2 separate regions of the Homo sapiens genome follow, and region 1 is linked to region 2. A link is a loop called in an ENCODE intact Hi-C map of the cell type or tissue named here. Cell type or tissue: CD4-positive, alpha-beta T cell. All regions are shown on one strand. Each heading gives the region's core, and the rest is flanking DNA. Links, peaks and the distances in the headings are about the cores only.

Evidence for each region. A loop is a pair of places that touch in the nucleus more often than their neighbours do. Peaks named below come from ENCODE experiments on the same cell type or tissue, not always from the same donor. Only the 100,000 strongest peaks of a DNase experiment are listed, where the experiment ranks them.
Region 1: it touches region 2 in a loop (9-fold over the local background); 4 of 110 quality-filtered maps call a loop at or near these places.

The regions. Positions count from the first base shown.
Region 1 is chr12:119,541,848-119,550,180 of GRCh38, reverse strand. All of the region lies in intron 2 of PRKAB1-AS1 (PRKAB1, TMEM233 and CCDC60 antisense RNA 1), which reads left to right. Among named protein-coding and RNA genes, the nearest start is that of TMEM233, 48 kb to the left of the region's middle. In CD4-positive, alpha-beta T cell, for the core only: CTCF peaks have their summits at 4,780 and 4,987 (motif pointing right); a DNase peak (open chromatin) is centred at 4,980; H3K27me3 peaks cover 563 bases.
Region 2 is chr12:117,870,670-117,879,002 of GRCh38, reverse strand. The region is part of intron 1 of KSR2 (kinase suppressor of ras 2); the gene reads left to right. Among named protein-coding and RNA genes, the nearest start is that of KSR2, 94 kb to the left of the region's middle. RefSeq lists an enhancer at 3,141-3,941. In CD4-positive, alpha-beta T cell, for the core only: a CTCF peak has its summit at 3,981 (motif pointing left); DNase peaks (open chromatin) are centred at 2,812, 3,172 and 3,972; H3K27ac peaks cover 437 bases; H3K27me3 peaks cover 731 bases.

The DNA of each region.
Region 1 (8,333 bases), core at 217-8,216, 1.7 Mb before region 2:
AGTAATGTAAAGACTCAGAGTTAAATTAGCCAGAATCAGATTCTATTGCTTGCATATAAAGACTTTGGCTGATGTACCTTTTTTGACTTGCCAGACTCCGGTGGTGGCTTTCTGTGTGCTCCATCTTTCTCTGCCATTGTTGTCATAGCTGAGTTGTATTGAGTCTTTACTGTAAGCTGGATGCTTTACACAGCCTATTTCACTGAATTTTTTTTTTTTTGAGATGGAGTCTCACTCTGTCAAACAGGCTGGAGTGCAGTGGCGTGATCTCGGCTCACTACAACCTCTGTCTCCCGGGTTCAAGCGATTCTTCTGCCTCAGCCTCCAGAGTAGCTGGGATAACAGGTGCCTGCCACCACTCCTGGCTAATTTTTATATTTTTAGTAGAGAGGAGTTTCCCCATGTTGGCCAGGCTGGTGGTCTCGAACTCCTGACCTCAAGTGATCTGCCCACCTTGGCCTCCCATAGTGTTGGGATTACAGGCGTGAGCCACCAAGACTGGCCCAGGCTATCTCATTGACTCTTTAGTGGTGTTCTCATTTTACAGATGAGATATATAGAAGTGAAGATACCTCTCAAGGTCATACAGCCAATGACAACACAACTAGGATCTGAACTTTCTCAGTCTGACACCTGAACATTCTGTTTTAACCATCACAGTATAACACCACTATTTAACCTTTGGAGGACACAGGCTCTCTTTATACCTCTGGCGTCTCTCAAATAGCCTGGAGCATGGTAGGTGCTCAATGATATGCAAGCTCAGGTTGATGACAAGGTCTCACCTGGCGCAAACATTCTATGAGTTTCCTACCTCCACCTGTCAAACTGCAGCCCTTCTTCTTTCAGTCCCCTTCTCCCACTTGTTACCTCCAGGACTTACCATCTAATCAATATACACTATTCTTCACCTCCTTCCCACCCCTGTTCCCGTGAACACCTTAAAATGATTGTTGAAAATCTTCCCCCGTCACCAGTTTTTCATTTTCACCCCTGTTCCTAGATTATTTTGACTTTGGGGATGAAGATGTCTCTGCCTTGTGAAGGGCTTTGTACTGTGTCATATGTTCTCTGCCTTACCCCCAGCTCCTTAGTGACCCCTGAGTTTCACATCTTTGGGAAGGTTTTAGCAGAGTTAATGTTGCCATTTGCAAGGCACACTGCAGCCTTTTTGTGGAGTTCCAAGTATAACAAATCTGGGTTCTCTTTGGCATGATGACATCTTGCTTGAAAGAGTCAAAGGCTTTCTCTGAGATTTGCAGACGAGGGAGCTATCATTCAAACAGCTATCAAAAGAGCAGATGTTAGTTAAGGGCGAGGCGTGAGAATGATATTGTTATTGGTTTATGCAACTGAGTATTTTCAGCTTCAAGTAGCAGAAAACCCAGACTCAGCTGCTTTGGGCAATGAAGGTTGTATCAACTCACTTCAAAATGTTCCAGCCAAGGTGATTCTCTTGAATCTGCCCCTTGTTGGCAGCAAGGTGCCTGCACAATTTAGTGAAGACACGATAAGTTCCGGGAAAGGACTGTTTTCCTCTGTGCTCTGTGTTTTTTTTTTTTTTTTTTTTTTGAGATAGAGTCTTGTTCTGTCACCCACGCTGAAGTGCAATGGCGTGATCTCGGCTCACTGCAACCTCCGCCTCCCGGGTTCAAGTGATTCTCCTGCCTCAGCCTCCTGAGTAGCTGGGATTACAGGTGCCCACCACACCCAGCTAATTTTTGTATTTTTAGTAGCGATGGGGTTTCACCAGGTTGGCTGGGCTGGTCTCGAACTTCTGACCTCAGGTGATCCACCTGCCTTGGCCTCCCTAAGTGCTGGGATTAAGTGATTGCATGAGCCATTGTGCCCGGCCTCCTCTGTGTTTGTTTTAAGAAGAAACAAACCTTTCTCAGGAGCTTCCCCTTGCAAACCTGGGGTAACATGACCACCTATAAATTAACCCTAGCATGGGGAATGGAATTGCCAATATAGATTTAGACCAATCAAAATTTATCCTGATTCACATGGGAAGGGGTAGACACTTGAACAAAATCAGGACTCCTAGCAAAAGAAGAATGGGAAATGGCTGTTGAATAGCATCCGTGGTGATAGATATAATCCCAAAAGGCAAGCGGGAGAGACTTTTCATCAGAACATTAAAAGTGAATTGGGACAAAGGATGGGGGTATTTCTGGCTTAAGTCATGTGATGGAAGGGACTAGCTCTGTGATGTGTAATAGAAAACCTGCCCCAAGCTCTGAAAGTAGACTTTTTACTTTTAAAAGTCTAAGGTCAAAGGAATGCCTCAGCTCTATTCTCGCCAACCTGTTGGGTCATTGAGGGAACTGTTTGTGCTGGCCTTAGGACACTGAGCTGTGAGCTTATTTTTTATACTATCAGGCTCCACCTTTGCCAGGATGGGCAGTCTCACATCTAAGCCAGCCTCCTGGACATCTTTATTTCCTAGAAGGCAGTGGGGATCTGAGGAATCCTGATGAGTCTAACCCTGATGATGGCTTCTTTTAGTTTCTCTCAGTCATCCGTCCGTCCATCCATCCATCCATCCATCCATCTATCCATCCATGCACTCAAGTATTCATCCATTTATCCACTCAACTGTTCATCCATCCATGCATCCATCCATCCATGCATCCATCCATCCATCCATCCATCCATGCATCCATGCATCCATGCATCCATCCATCCATCCATCCATCCATCCATCCATCCATCCATCCATTCAGTTGATGCCAGAAATGTTATGAGAAATTCTGGGAATACAATAACAAATAAAGCAGATGTAGTCCTTGCCCTCATGAAGGCTAAATCTAGTTGGGAAGACAGATAATAAGTAAACAAACATAAAAAAATTCAGAGCTATTTTGAGACTAGGCCAGAAAGGAATTTGTGCCCTCTCCACTTTTCACTAGTGTGGTTCCTTTGCCCCAGGGTAGTGTGGTGGAGAAAGCTACAGAGTTAAATAGCCAGACCCAAATCTCAAATTACTTGGTGTGTCATGTCTTCAAAATGTGGGTGAGATTTGCTTTGCACATCTCAGAGGATTGCTTTGAAGATCACATGGTGCTAATGGATGTGAACACCCTTCAAAAATGTAAATGGTTTCTAAATTTTATTATCACTAAAGCTCGAGCTCTGATTCCCCCCAAAAGATGACCAATTTGAACCCCAAGACAAGATCCTTTAAGTAGAGAGGCAGTGTAATGTGGTTAAAGCAATATTGCAAAATTTCAAGACGACCACGATTTGAACTCTTGATTAATTGCTTGAAGGCGTGTGACTTGGGCAAGCCACTTCACCTCCTTTAGCTTCAATTTTCTGTCATCTGTAAATGTGAATAAGCATAATAATGCTAGCTTCACAGGATAATTACAAGGAATCAACCAGCAAATGCATATGAATTACATAGTGCCTAGCATAAGGCACTTAGAAAATTTTCATGTTTATTAAATTCTTACTCTACATTATCTTTATCTGACTTCCCCTGGCTACCTCCAGATCCCAAAACAGGGAAGGACACTCAACCTCAGCCATGCAGGTGAAGCTCAGGGACTGAAATGAGCAGTATTGGGTAAAGAGGAAGTGATGCAGGTGTTGTTTTAACATTAGCTTGGGCTTTTATTTTGATATCATTCTTTACAATTGGTCATAGCTTTTGGTCCAGTTCCTCCCTTACCTGCAAACCTTTAAATGAAATGCCAAGGCAGGGTGGTGACAAGAGTCTGGGTATTGGTTTTAATGCACTGGTGTGAACCTTCAGCCTCTTTCCTCCTTCATATAAAGTAGGAAGATAGGAAGTGAAATGACCACCAACATAGCAAATTAATGCAGAAGTTTGTATACGAAGCTCACTATGTCTGTTAAAAAGAAAAAAGGTTACCTACCCCAATTATGTAGCTTTGGGCAGGTTTCCCAACTTTCCTCCACAACACCAGTTTCCTCCACAACAAAGTGGGGGTCAGAGTGATATCTACCTCATGAAACTGTGGTGAGGATAAACTATAATTGAATGCGAAGCACTTAGAACAATGCGTGGTATACAGTAAGCACGCAATGAATGCTTCATTTTAGTTAATTAATTAAAAATGTTTTGCTTATACATGTGAAGAATATCCCTGGAAAGTAATACAAGTTACTGGATACAGTGTGAGTGCCTCTGTAAACCGGAATGGGGGTCTGAGAGTTGGAGGGGGAGGAATACTCACTACTTAGTGGAGATCCTTTTGCACTGTTAAGATTTTTACCCCATGCATACATTCCTTTTCCACAAAAATGACAAAAACTATTCTGAGTAGTGCCAACCCCCCGTTCATCTACATATTTACCATATTACGTTCACCAGTCCTCCCTGTCTCTGTTTTTTGGGGAAGACTAGAACATTCCTCTTCACTCTTAAATTTATCCTCAAGCGGGATCAGCAAACGATGACTGACGGCCCCAATCTGGTCTATGGTCTCTTTTTGTGTGACCTCTAATTTACAGTTAAAAGTTTAAAGGTGTAAAAAAACAGTTTTCACACCTTTAAAGGACTATATAAATAAAAAGAACATGCAACAGATATTTAATATCCAGTCCTTTACAGAAAAAAGCTTCTCTAGCGCACATATAGTTTAAAAAGCTCTCATGTTAACCACTTAGATGGCTTGGTCAGAGCTGTGGGACAGTGACTTCTGGGGACCCAACACCTAGTAGGTGTTCAATTAAGATTATGATGGAGAGGCTAACAAGCAAAAAAATTTCTTCCTGTGGCTCTTCTTAGAACCTGGAAGCTGGGAGGGGATGTGTTGCCTTGTCCTGGTCCCCAGTCTATTTTAGTAGTAAAAGGTCTTCCTTTGTTTGAGTAAACACTCTTTGTCTAAGCAGAAGAGGTCTTGTTGCTGCTGTTTAATACTTGCATTTTTTTTTGGCAGGAAAGTGACATTCTGCTGGAGGGCAGGGTGGGAGAGTAATACTGACAAAGGCCACTAGATGGAGCTACAGCTATGAGAAACAGGCTCAGAAACTGCCAAGCGGGAGGGCGGAGTGAGTCTTGCAATTTCAGATTGCCCCTGACTGGGACAGACAGACTTCAATTTAGACTTGGCTCTCCCACTTACCTGCTATGTGACTATTGGACAATCTTAAGTCTCGATATCCTTCTTTGCAAAATGGGGATTATAATAATGCCCACCTCAGAGGGATGCTGTGAGCATCGAATAAGATAATACTGGAGAAGGCACTCTGGAAACAGTGGAATACAGTACAAATGTGAGCTAATACAATTCATGAAAGCCTCCTCATTAGATGAGCTCAATTCCAAAAGCGCAATAACTCTCGTGACCTCCTTGTTTCATAGCAGAGGGGGCTGGAGGTCGGAGGGTAGGGATGGGGAGGGGGTTCATAGTCAGCTGGACATGCGTACAAAACATTTCTCAGAGTCTCTATTCCATCATCTGCAAAACAGGAGGATATAAGAGCCCTTCTTTGCAGGCTTGTGAAGATGGAATGAGATCATATATGCCAAGCATTTTGCATGAGGTCTGGAACTAAGCAGCCCTTCAGTAAATGTTATTTAAAATTTTTTTTTAATTTCTTTTGAGACAGAGTCTCACGCTGTCACCCAGGCTGGAGTGCAATGCCATGATTTTGGCTCACTGTAACCTCTACCTCCCGGGTTCAAGTGATTCTCCTGCCTCAGCCTCCTGAGTACCTGAGATTACAGGCATGCACCACCACACCTGGCTAATTTTTGTATTTTTAATAGAGACTGGGTTTCACCATGTTGGTCACGCTGGTCTTGAACTCCTGACATCAGGTGATCCGCCCACCTTGGCCTCCCAAAATGCTGGGATCACAAGCTTGAGCCACTGCGTCCAGTCAGTAAATGTTATTTTCTGAGTAGGCTTCTTGATGCTTTTCGTTATTCTGTCCTCAAGACCCCTCTCTCCTCTCCTCTTCTTGCCTCTCTTCCCATTTCTTCCTTTGACCGTCTTGACCTGTGGGATGTTGCTGCTATGTTTCCGTCTCCAGTGCAACCTCCTTTCCTGAGTTATGCATCCCCCCACCTGACTGTCCCTCAGGCATCTCCAACTCAATATGCTTAAAACATAACTCCTCACCTTCTCATTATGAATTTCTTTTCTTCCTGTTCTCCTGGTACATTTAAGGCATCACCTTCCACTCGTGATTCCTGATATTCCTGCCCTCCCACCCCTTACTTATAATCCATCACACCAAGTTCTGTTGATTCTTCTGTTTAGATATCTTTCCAATGAATGTCTTCACCCCTTCTCCACCACCGCTGTTCTCCCCACAATCATTGCCATAGCCTCATCTTAGCTCCTTGTTCCTTGTGAGTGCCATTTTTCTCCCTTGAAAGCAAATGCAATTATTCCCTTCCTCAAAATCCTTCCATGGATTCCTATTTCCAGGCAGATAAAGCCCAAACTTCCTAACATGGCTTATAAGGCATCTGAAAGATCTGGCTTCTACTTCCCTCCCCAACCCCCCTCCTCCCTTTCTCTGTCTTGCACTCCCAATTCGAAATATGGCCCAGCTGGACTTACGTTTAGGTCCTCAAATGACAAATTAAGCTTTTTTTCCTCTCGGCCTTTGCACATGCTGTTCCTTCTGCCTGGAACATTCTTTCTTCCCTCCTTATCTGCCTACCCATCTCTCTCTGGCTAACTCTAGCTCAACTTACAGGTATCAATCACCTCTTCTCAAAAGCCTTTCCTGACGTCTCAGGTATGAGTTAGTCCTCCCCTCCCTCATGTCCACTGGGACCTTTTTGTGCTTGCTTTAATTTGGCACCATTGCACTGATTATCTTGTGTAATTAAATGTCAGCTGTGATGGTCACCTGACATTTGAGATATACATCAATTTGGCTGGGTTCCTGTCCCATGTCTAGTGAGAAGCCAAATGTCCGTTTAAGATTTCTATAAACCTAGAGAGCTCATGTAATAGTAGTCTCTCTAACTTTGACTTCCTGTTCCTACTGTACTCTTTCATTTTTGAGACAGGATCTCGCTCTGTTGCTCAGGCTGGGGTACAGTGGCATGATCATGGCTCACTGCAGTCTTGACCTCCTGGGCTCAAGGGATCCTCCTGCCTCAGCCTTCCGAGTAGCTGGGACTACAGATGGTGCCACCAGCTTTTTTTTTTTTTTTTTTTTTTTTTTTTTTTTTTTGAGACGGAGTTTAATTTTGTCGCCCAAGCCGGAGTACAGTGGTGCGATCTTGGCTCACTGCAACCTCAGCCTCCGGGTTCAAGCGATTCTCCTGCCTCAGCCTCCTGAGTAGCTGAGACTACGGGGGCGTGCCACCATGCCTGGCTATTTATTTATATTTTTAGTAGAGACAGGGTTTCACCATATTGGCCAGGCTGGTCTCGAACTCCACCAGCTAATTTTAAGAACAATTATATTCTGTAGAAATGGGGTCTCACTATGTTGCCCAGGCTGGTGTTGAATTCCTGGCCTCAAAGGATTCTTTCACCTTGGCCTCCCAAAACACTGGCATTACAGGCCTGAGCCACCTTGCCAGGCCCTGAACTCTTTATTGTGTTGAGGGTCTGAGTACCTCAAGCTCTTTTTTTTGCCCCCAAGCAGCCCAGATGTAGAACACAGCGCCTTTTCTTTATTTCTTCAAAACATGGCTCACAGAAGACAGTTGGGTATGTAACAGAAACTACTAAAGGTCCAGAGGGATGAAGAGGGTTGGTTTGCATTGTAGTTCTTAGGGATCCACCAGCCAGCCCTGCCCTGTTTTATCCCCCTGATTGGTTTTCTCCTGAAGTCCCTTCTCACGCTCCTGTTACTCAGCTCCCTTTTCCTCCTCTACCTCCTTTGTCCTTTTTCTTCTTCTTTATTGGCAGCTCCCTCTTACTTCTCTGCTCCTCCCTCACTCGAATTCCTATTTAATACAGAGACCTGTAGGGTCTCTTAATTTTGTAGTTTCTCTGTGGAGTGTATCTTACCTTTGCACCCCAAATAGCTTTTCAAGGTTTACTGTTAAACATAGGGTATCTCTGTGGAGGGACATGGGATGTTACATAATGCCTCTGACCTCCCTGTCGCATTTTATTGACTTCTCTGTTTTTATGTGAACTCCATGATCTCATCTTGGACCATGTGTCAAAAAAGAAGAAATTTTAAAAAATGGCAAACTCCATGAGAACAGAGACCTTGTCTGCCTTGTTCATTGCTGTATCCTTAACACCTAGAACTTGGTTGGTGCATATTGGGCTCTTAATAAATATTCATTAAATGAATAAATGACTGAATAGGTGAATGGATGAGTGTAAGATTGCTTAGACTAAAGAATAATTCAAATTTAACTCTCCTTCCTACTT
Region 2 (8,333 bases), core at 182-8,181:
GTGTTGTCTGGATTTTTTATCCACGACCCCGATAGGATGCATGTTGATTCACTATGCGTCTATGGCCTTTGTTTGTTCACTATGTTGATTGTTTATGTAACTTTTGTTAATTCCAGCGTGACCGTAAATAGCTGTATGTGGTAAGTTGCCTCTCTGTTGGGAGGAGTTCCTCTCTGCAGCTCTAGATGGAACAGCCTCTGTGGCCAAAGTGGGAAGCTGCTTAGCAATTGCTGCAGTGAGACCTGCTTTCAGGACATGTGTGTTTTATCCCAGATTCATCTGCTCTTACCTCGAGTCTGGGATCTTAACTCTGCTTGCTTCTTAGTTCAGCCATAGCTAATAAGGCAACGCATTGCTTACAGTAGCCCCAGCAGCATGTCTCTCTGGCTGCTACTTGGCGTCCTGCTCTCAGTACCCCCAGCAGTGCAGGGGCCACAGGCGTGGAAGTCTCAGAACTTCTGCCTACCTCCTCCTAGCCTTGCCTCCCCTAGTACAGCACCTGCCACCAATTTTTATTTTATTTTTAACAACATCATCTATTTTTTGCCACTTGCAGGAGGTCCCATTGTTCAAAATGTGGGTGCTGAGGGTGGGTCCCCACTCTGCAAGCTGATATTTCTCTGTCCAGCTTGGCCCCCGGTGAATGATTAAGAGGGGGCAGGTAGTGTGTGTGTTATGTGGGGTGGTGACCAGTGGGAGGGAATTTAGGCGGATTGGCTTTGCCCTGCAAAAGCCAGCCCTGGATGAAAGCGTGTGTTATTATTGATTTACTTTTCATGAAGGGCTCTTTGGTTCCAAAAAGGCCGGGAGTGATTAGTGCAGGTTAAGTTTGCCTGAATTCTTGCACGGTGGTGCAAGTTAAGTTTGCCTGAATTCTTATTTTGCCCCTTGCTTCTCTTCCTTCTTTTTGGGATTCTTGGTCTTGCATACCCAACTCAAAGCTGCCCTCTCCACATCTCAGCCCCTCAAGACTCATTCATTTAATCAGATCACCCAATGGGAACTGTGATATTTACAACAAATAAAGAACCCATCTCTCATAGGGCCGGGCGGCAAAGCCCCATGCAGTGGTTCTGAGCTCTGCCTCTGTCTGAGCTATCTGGGGACCTTGTTGACAAGAAAAGAGAAGCCCCTGTCCCCAGGAGTGCCTGATTCCGTAGGCTTGGGTTGGGGCTGAAGCTGGGGCTTGGCATGTGTATTTTTAACAAGCTCCCCAGGTGATCTTGCTACAAAGTTTGACAACTTTGAACTGTGCTATGGAAAAATAAGGAAGGGGACAGGCTTGGGGGCAGCCTCCCTCCTTGTGTTTTATCCATGTGACCTTAGGCAAGTTCCATTGTTACTCTGTGCTTCTTTTTCTCATCTCCAAAATGGGAATAATATGGTTCTTAGCCCTTAGAGTGCATATGACAATTAGATAATATTCATAAAGCACTTAGCACATAGTAAGTGCTCAATAAGACTTAGCTATGATTGTGATTATGAATATATTGTATAATAATTTATCAGTAACAGCGTTATTAACACAAAGCAGTAGGCACAGGGCTAGCATATAAAAACTATCAACAAATGTGAGTTTTATTATTATAAATATATAATACAGGTTGAGCATCCCTAATCCAAAATTTAAAAAGTAAAATGTCCCATAATCGGAAAGTTTTTTTTTGAGATGGAGTCTTACTCTGTCACCCAGGCTGGAGTGCAGTGGTGCGATCTTGGCTCACTGCAACCTCCACTTCCCGAGCTCAAGCGATTCTCCTGCCTCAATCTCCCAAGTAGCTGGGATTACAGGCGCCCACCACCATGCCCAGCTAATTTTTGTATTTTTAGTAGAGACAGGGTTTCACCATGTTGGCCAGGCTGGTCTTGAACTCCTGACCTCAAGTGATCCACCTGCCTTGGCCTCCCAATAATCGGAAACTTTTGAGCACTGGCATGACATCACAAGTGGAAAATTCCACACATAAAAACTTAACACAAACTTTGTTTAATGCAACACACTAAAAATACTGTACAAAATTACCTCCAGGTTATGTGTATAAGGTGTATATGAAACATAAATGAATTTCGTGTTTAAACTTGGGTCCCATCCCCAAGATAGCTCATGATGTATAATGCAAAGATTTCAAGACCTGAAAAAAATCTGAAATCTGAAACATGTCTGATCCCAAGTATTTCGGATAAGGGATACTCAACCTGTGTATGTTGCATAATATAAATATTGTTATATATATATAAATATATATATTTCAAATTATATTATGTATTATATATGAATTATCACATATGGGAGATCTATGACTGCTATGATGACATTATACAGTATACATATATAGTATAAATATGACATAATGTATTATTGTGTAAATGTTAAAATTATAAGGATCGTGTAAGGAAGTTATTACTACTGGACCTGCTGTCTAGTAAGTGCTCATTAAATATATAAACCCTTTTTTCTATTGTTTGTAATATCCATCAGCAGTAATAACGTAGAGAAAAGGAAAAACCATCAGCAATAGTGAGACAGCGGAGAGGGGGGCTCTTCCTTCCTGCAGAGGCAGCTGCCTGTGTTCCAGCATTCGGCGGGACTGCCCCAGACTGTTGGGTCCCTCTGCCTGGCCTCAGGGATCCGGTTCTCATTGGGATCCAGGGCTGGGGAGAGAAGGAAGGGCGCCTCTCCCAGGCCTCCAGCCCTCCCTCAGCAGGGGATTTTCTTGTGGATGCAAATTGGCCGGTTACTTGAGACGTTCTCCAGTCAAATAATTCTCTCCCCCGTCAGCTGGGCCGCCAAGCGCCAGGGATGTTATGACAATGGTCGCCCTGGCAACGGCGGGAAGGCGTCGGGGCTGCTGGCTGTGGCTGCCGCGATTTCATTACCCGCACGGGGTCTGCTCACCCGAGAACCTTAATAACACAACCAGGGACCCGGTCCTGCAGGTGCACTGTGCCCGCTTGGAAAAGGACTTGGGATTTATTTTTAGTGGCCTGGCGTTTAACCACCAAGGATGTTGGTTTATTGAAAGACCAAGAAAAATGTATTGAGCACCGACTGTATGCCAGGCACGGATCTGAACGCTGGGGAAATGACAGGCAAAGCCCGTGCTCTCTTGAGCTGACATGATGGGTGTGTGGTGGTGGTGGGGGGGAGGCGTAACCATGGAAACCAATAAACAGGATGATTTGTGAGATAGCAAAGTGCCACCAAGGAAAGAAAGCAGGGCGGCGTGATGGTGGCATTGAGAGGAGCTTGGGCAGAGGTGACACCTGAAGGAACGGAAAGGGCTGTTTATGCCTAAAGCTGACAGAAGAGCTCTCGCCGGTGGGACAAGCAAGTTCAAAGGCTGGAGCTCTTTGCTGCTCATGTGTACCTTTAGGGAGAAGGCAGCGATTATGGGGTGCTGACGGGCAGTCCTGAGGGACACAGAGGGCTCTGGAGCCTGCCTCTTTATGTGTGTGACCATAAGGCCAGCCCTGTTCCATTACTGAGCCTCAGTTTTCTCGTGTGTAAAATGGGCTGAGAGCCAAGCCCCTTCCCTTGGCGCTGCTGCGAGGTTTACACCAGGGATGGTTCTTGCAAGGGCCTGGTCCCTAGAAGGCCCCCATGGTGTCCTGCATTCCCTCCCAGCTTTCACGGACTCCGCTTTCGTTCTTAAAAAAAAAAAAAAAAAATAGCACCTAAGGGGTGAGGATTTGGAGCTCTGTCAAACCCAACGGCCAGGACGTTCCCGGAGGTCTCTGGGTTGGATTTGGGTTTAGATTCGGAGTGAAAAGTTCCCCATTTCACATTAGGGATTTCAGACACAATTATTTTTAGCTCTGTCACATGTCTTGACTTTTTGATTTTTTTTGTTGTTGTTGTTTATGCTGCTAAATTTACCGCCATGCTAATACAGAGTACAGTAATAAGGCGCTGCGGATGCTCGGATGGGCCAAGGCCCGGAAAATTTTCCATCTGTCGTGGAAGGTGCCAGGCTGCCCCCTGGTGTGGAGATGGAAAATTACACCTCCGGGCTCCAGCTCCGTCGGATTTCCGCAACCTGTGATCCCTCTAACCCCAGGCCCAGGGGACCTCATTCTACACCTGGGCAGTGCAGAGTCAGACGGTGGGCTCGGCTTAGATGTGCTATTTCCAAAAGTCCTGTGTTTCTTTATTTGAAGATGGAACCTTTGGGTTTTTTTTTTTCTTCTTCTTCTTCAGTTTGGCTCTGCATGGACTTGAATTGAGGTCGACCTAAATATCAATTAGGCCGCCTGGCAGGGTGAAGCCATACAAAGGCCCTTTTCTAATTGTGCTTCTCAACCGTTGATGGTCTGTTTCAGCAGAGAATCGTGAAGAGAGCACGGGACTGGGAACTAGAGGTCCTGAGTTCAAATCACGATCCCGATGCTGCTTTATCTGTGTGATCACGGGCACAATTCCAGCAATTCCAAGGCCTGGTTTCCCCATCTGTAGAATGATATTTACAATCGGGCCAGGTACTGTGGCTCATGCCTGTAATTCCAGCACTTTAGGAGACCAAGGCAGGAGGATTGCTTGAGGTCAGGAGTTTGAGGCCAGCCTGGGCAACATAGCAAGACTCTACCTTTACAAAAAATGAAAAAATTAGCTGGGTGTGGTGACACACGCTTGTGGTCCTAGCTACTTGGGAAGCTGAGGTGGGAGGATTGCTTGAGTTCAGGAGGTTGATGCTGCAGTGAGCTATGATTGTGTCACTGCACTCCAGCCTGGACAACAGAGCAAGACCCTGTCTCAAAACAAGTTGAAAAAAAAAATCTAACACTCACTTCAGCATTGTCATGATACTCAAGGAACCATTCTGGAAAATAATTTATTTAGAGATGTTGGTAGATTAAGATGAATACCTGAAATTCACCGAGTAGAAGGGTCAGTGCCTTTCCCGCCTTCTGCGGTAAAGAAAGAATCAGCTTTATCTTTTCTGACATTTTGCAGCCAATACTTTTGTGAAATAGAATAAAGATGATTTGCGAGGGAAATGAAATGCAAAAAAACGCAAACAACATCCAGTGCTCACTTTGAAAAAATTAGATTGAATAGACATAAGACTACTCCATCAAATAGCTATAAAAGTATCTAAATGCTCTCTCTTGATTTCTGTGCTTATCCAAAGGTACAGATAAGGCACCTGTCTTCAGGTGCCACCTGAAATAGCCCACCTTAAAGGCAGGGGTGGTGTGTAGTTGATTTTTGTATCCCTTGTTGTCTGTATTTTGAAAGCACCTCAGCCAGGCGCCGTGGTTCATGCCTGTAATCCCAGCACCTTGGGAGGCCAAGGCAGGCGGATCACTTGAGGTCAGGAGTTCGAGACCAGTCTGGCCAACATGGTGAAACCCCATCTCTACTAAAAACACAAAAATTAGCCGGGTGTGGTGGCACGCACCTGTAATCCTAGCTACCGGGGAGGCTGAGGCACGAGAATCGCTTGGACCCGGGAGGTGGAGGTTGCAGTGAGCCGAGGTCATGCCATTGTACTCCATCCTGGGCAACAGAGTGAGACTCCATCTCAAAAAAAAAAAAAAAAAGCACCATGAACATCTTTAAATGAACGAATGAGGCCTTGCTTCTCTTAGAATAAACGTGGAGCTCCCATTATTATTATCTTATGATATGGAACATGGCCTTTTTTTTTTTTTTTCTTTTGAGACAGAATCTCGCTCTGGTGCCCAAGCTGGAGTGTAGTGGTGCATATCGGCTCACTGCAACCTCCGCCTCCCGGGTTCAAGCAATTCTCCTGTCTTAGCCTCTGGAGTAGCTGGGATTACAGGCATGCGCCACCATGCCCTGTTAATTTTTGTATTTTTAGTAGAGATGGGGTTTCACCATGTGAGCCAGGCTGGTCTCAAACTCCTGACCTCAGGTGATCTGCTTGCCTCGGCCTCCCAAACTGATGGGATTACAGGCCACTGTACCTGGCGGGCACATGGCTTTTTAAAAGGCGTCTCTCTTGACTTGGCATCCTTGATGCCCGCACTGAACCCTGGCTGCCCTTCTGTTCTGGTTCCTGCCACGTGGCCTTGTGATTTGCATTTGCACATCTGTCTTCCCTGCCCACTGGGAGCCCCTTCAGGCCTGGACAGGTGCTGACTGCTTTGGAAGCTGCTTGGAAAATGAGCCTATTGTACAAATGAGCCCACAGCCCTTGGAGAGGGGACTGATTGTTGAGGGTGCTGAACCCTGGCTTCTAGAATGGGGTTTCTGCCCTGTGTTTATTGTCCAAGGACCCAGATCCTTCGGCTTGACTGAGAAACTACTTTCATTATGTAATTGTTCAGACAGTAGAGGGATGTTTCTCATGCTTGCCTGATTCTTGGAACCATTAGAGTCCTCAGTGTTTTCACAGATTCCTGGGCTGTCTCCAGATTCACTGAATCAGAATTTCTAAGAGATGGGCCTAGAAATTTGATTTTTTTTTTTTTTTGGAGACAGCGTCTTGCTCTGCTGTCCCTGTGGGACTGCAGTGGTGTGATTCATGGCTCACTGCAGCCTGGAACTCCTGGGCTCAAGGGATCCTCTTGCCTCAACCTCCCCAGTAGCTGGGACTACAGGTGCACAGCACCATGCCTTACTAATTTTTAATTTTTGGTGGAGATGGGGGTCTTGCTATGTTGCCCAGGCTGGTCTTGAACTCCTGGCCTTAAGCGATCCTCCAGCCTCAGCCTCACGAGTAGCAATGTTTGATTTTTAACAGACATCTTCAGTTGAAGCTTATGATTGGAAACTGAGGAAAGAGGGAAATAATGTGAAATTATCTAGTACCTTGGGTGAGCTGCCTAAACCCTGTGGTTCTCTGTTTTCACATTTGTAAATAAGATGGGGTTATTATTGAGGCTACTGTGATGGTTCAGTGAAATAATGTATCAAGTACGTAGCAGAATGCCTGGCATATTTATTTAATGCCTGTCATACTTATTTAATGAGATGGCTGACATTAAGGATGGCCTGTGTGTCTTTATGATTGGCAAATGTCTGATTTTCAAGTGATTTGTAACTTACTATCATATAGGTAATTCAGGCTTATAGAAAAATAAATGGGGAATAGTGGCTTGTGCCTGTAATTGCAGCTATTCAGAAGGCTGAGGTGAAAGGATTGCTTGAAGCCAGGAGTTTGAGACCAGCCTGGGCAACATACCAAGACCCCCTCTCTTAAAAAAAATCCATATCTTATTGAAAAATTATAAGATATAGAAGGACAGAAATAAGAAAATAAATTTCACCTATCATAACCCAGAGATGCAGTTGCCAGCCTTTTTTCTCTTTTCTCTCTCTCTGTGTGCAAATATATATATCTATCTATCTGTATAAATGCATTTTGCATTCAGAAACTAGGGTTATACTATACCTTTTGTTTTGGCTGCTGTGTGGTTTCATCTGACATTTTTTTTTTTTTTGAGACAGGGTCTCATTCTGTTGCCCAGGCTGGAGTGCAGTGGCACGATCTCGGTTTCCTGGTTTACTGCAACCTCCGCCTCCTGAGTTCAAACAATTCTCGTGCCTCAGCCTCCTGATAAATGGGATTACAGGTGTACGCCACCACACCCGGCCATTTTTTGTAGTTTTAGTAGTGACGGGGTTTCACCATGTTGTCCAGGCTGCTCTTGAACTCCTGACCTCAAGTGATCCTCCTGCCTCGGTCTCCCAAAGTGCTGAGACTACAGGTGTGAGCCACCGCGCTTGGCCTGGCGTGACATTCCTTGTGTGTTAATAAGAGTTTGTTAGACTTGGGTTCAAATCCCAGTTTATCCGCTTAGTAGCTTGATGACCTTGGGCAAGTTATTTGACACTTCTAGGTCTCAATTTCTTCCTTTGTACAATGGGGACAGTGATTGGACCCATATCACATTCCTCCAGCGTTGTGGAAAATTAAAGAAGATAATTCATAAAACGTGCTCATTACAGCATTTGGCTCGAAGCATATCCCTGTTAACTGACAGCTACAGTTTTTCTGCAACATTAATCCTGGAAAACTAGGAGAAAGAGCTGCTCTTTCCCAGGATCCCTGTTTGGGAAGCACTGCTCGATCTCTGCCCAACACAGCTTCACACTCTGTGCAGTTTTCTGGGTTTTTCCCTGCTCGGCTGAGTACACTCTTGTTCCCCAAGATGATTCTCATTCCCTTTTGCCTCAAGGGCAAGGCCAGAACTCAAGGCCACTGTCCCCACTTGTCTCCTTTACTCCATCTGCTTCCTAAACTCACTCCTCCCATTTCTAATGTATCATAATTGGAGTACCCCTTGGTTCTAGCTCCTTGGCAAGCGCAGGATCTCAGTCTCTTGGTGACCTGGGAAACACCTCCCCAGAATCCACATCCCCCTTC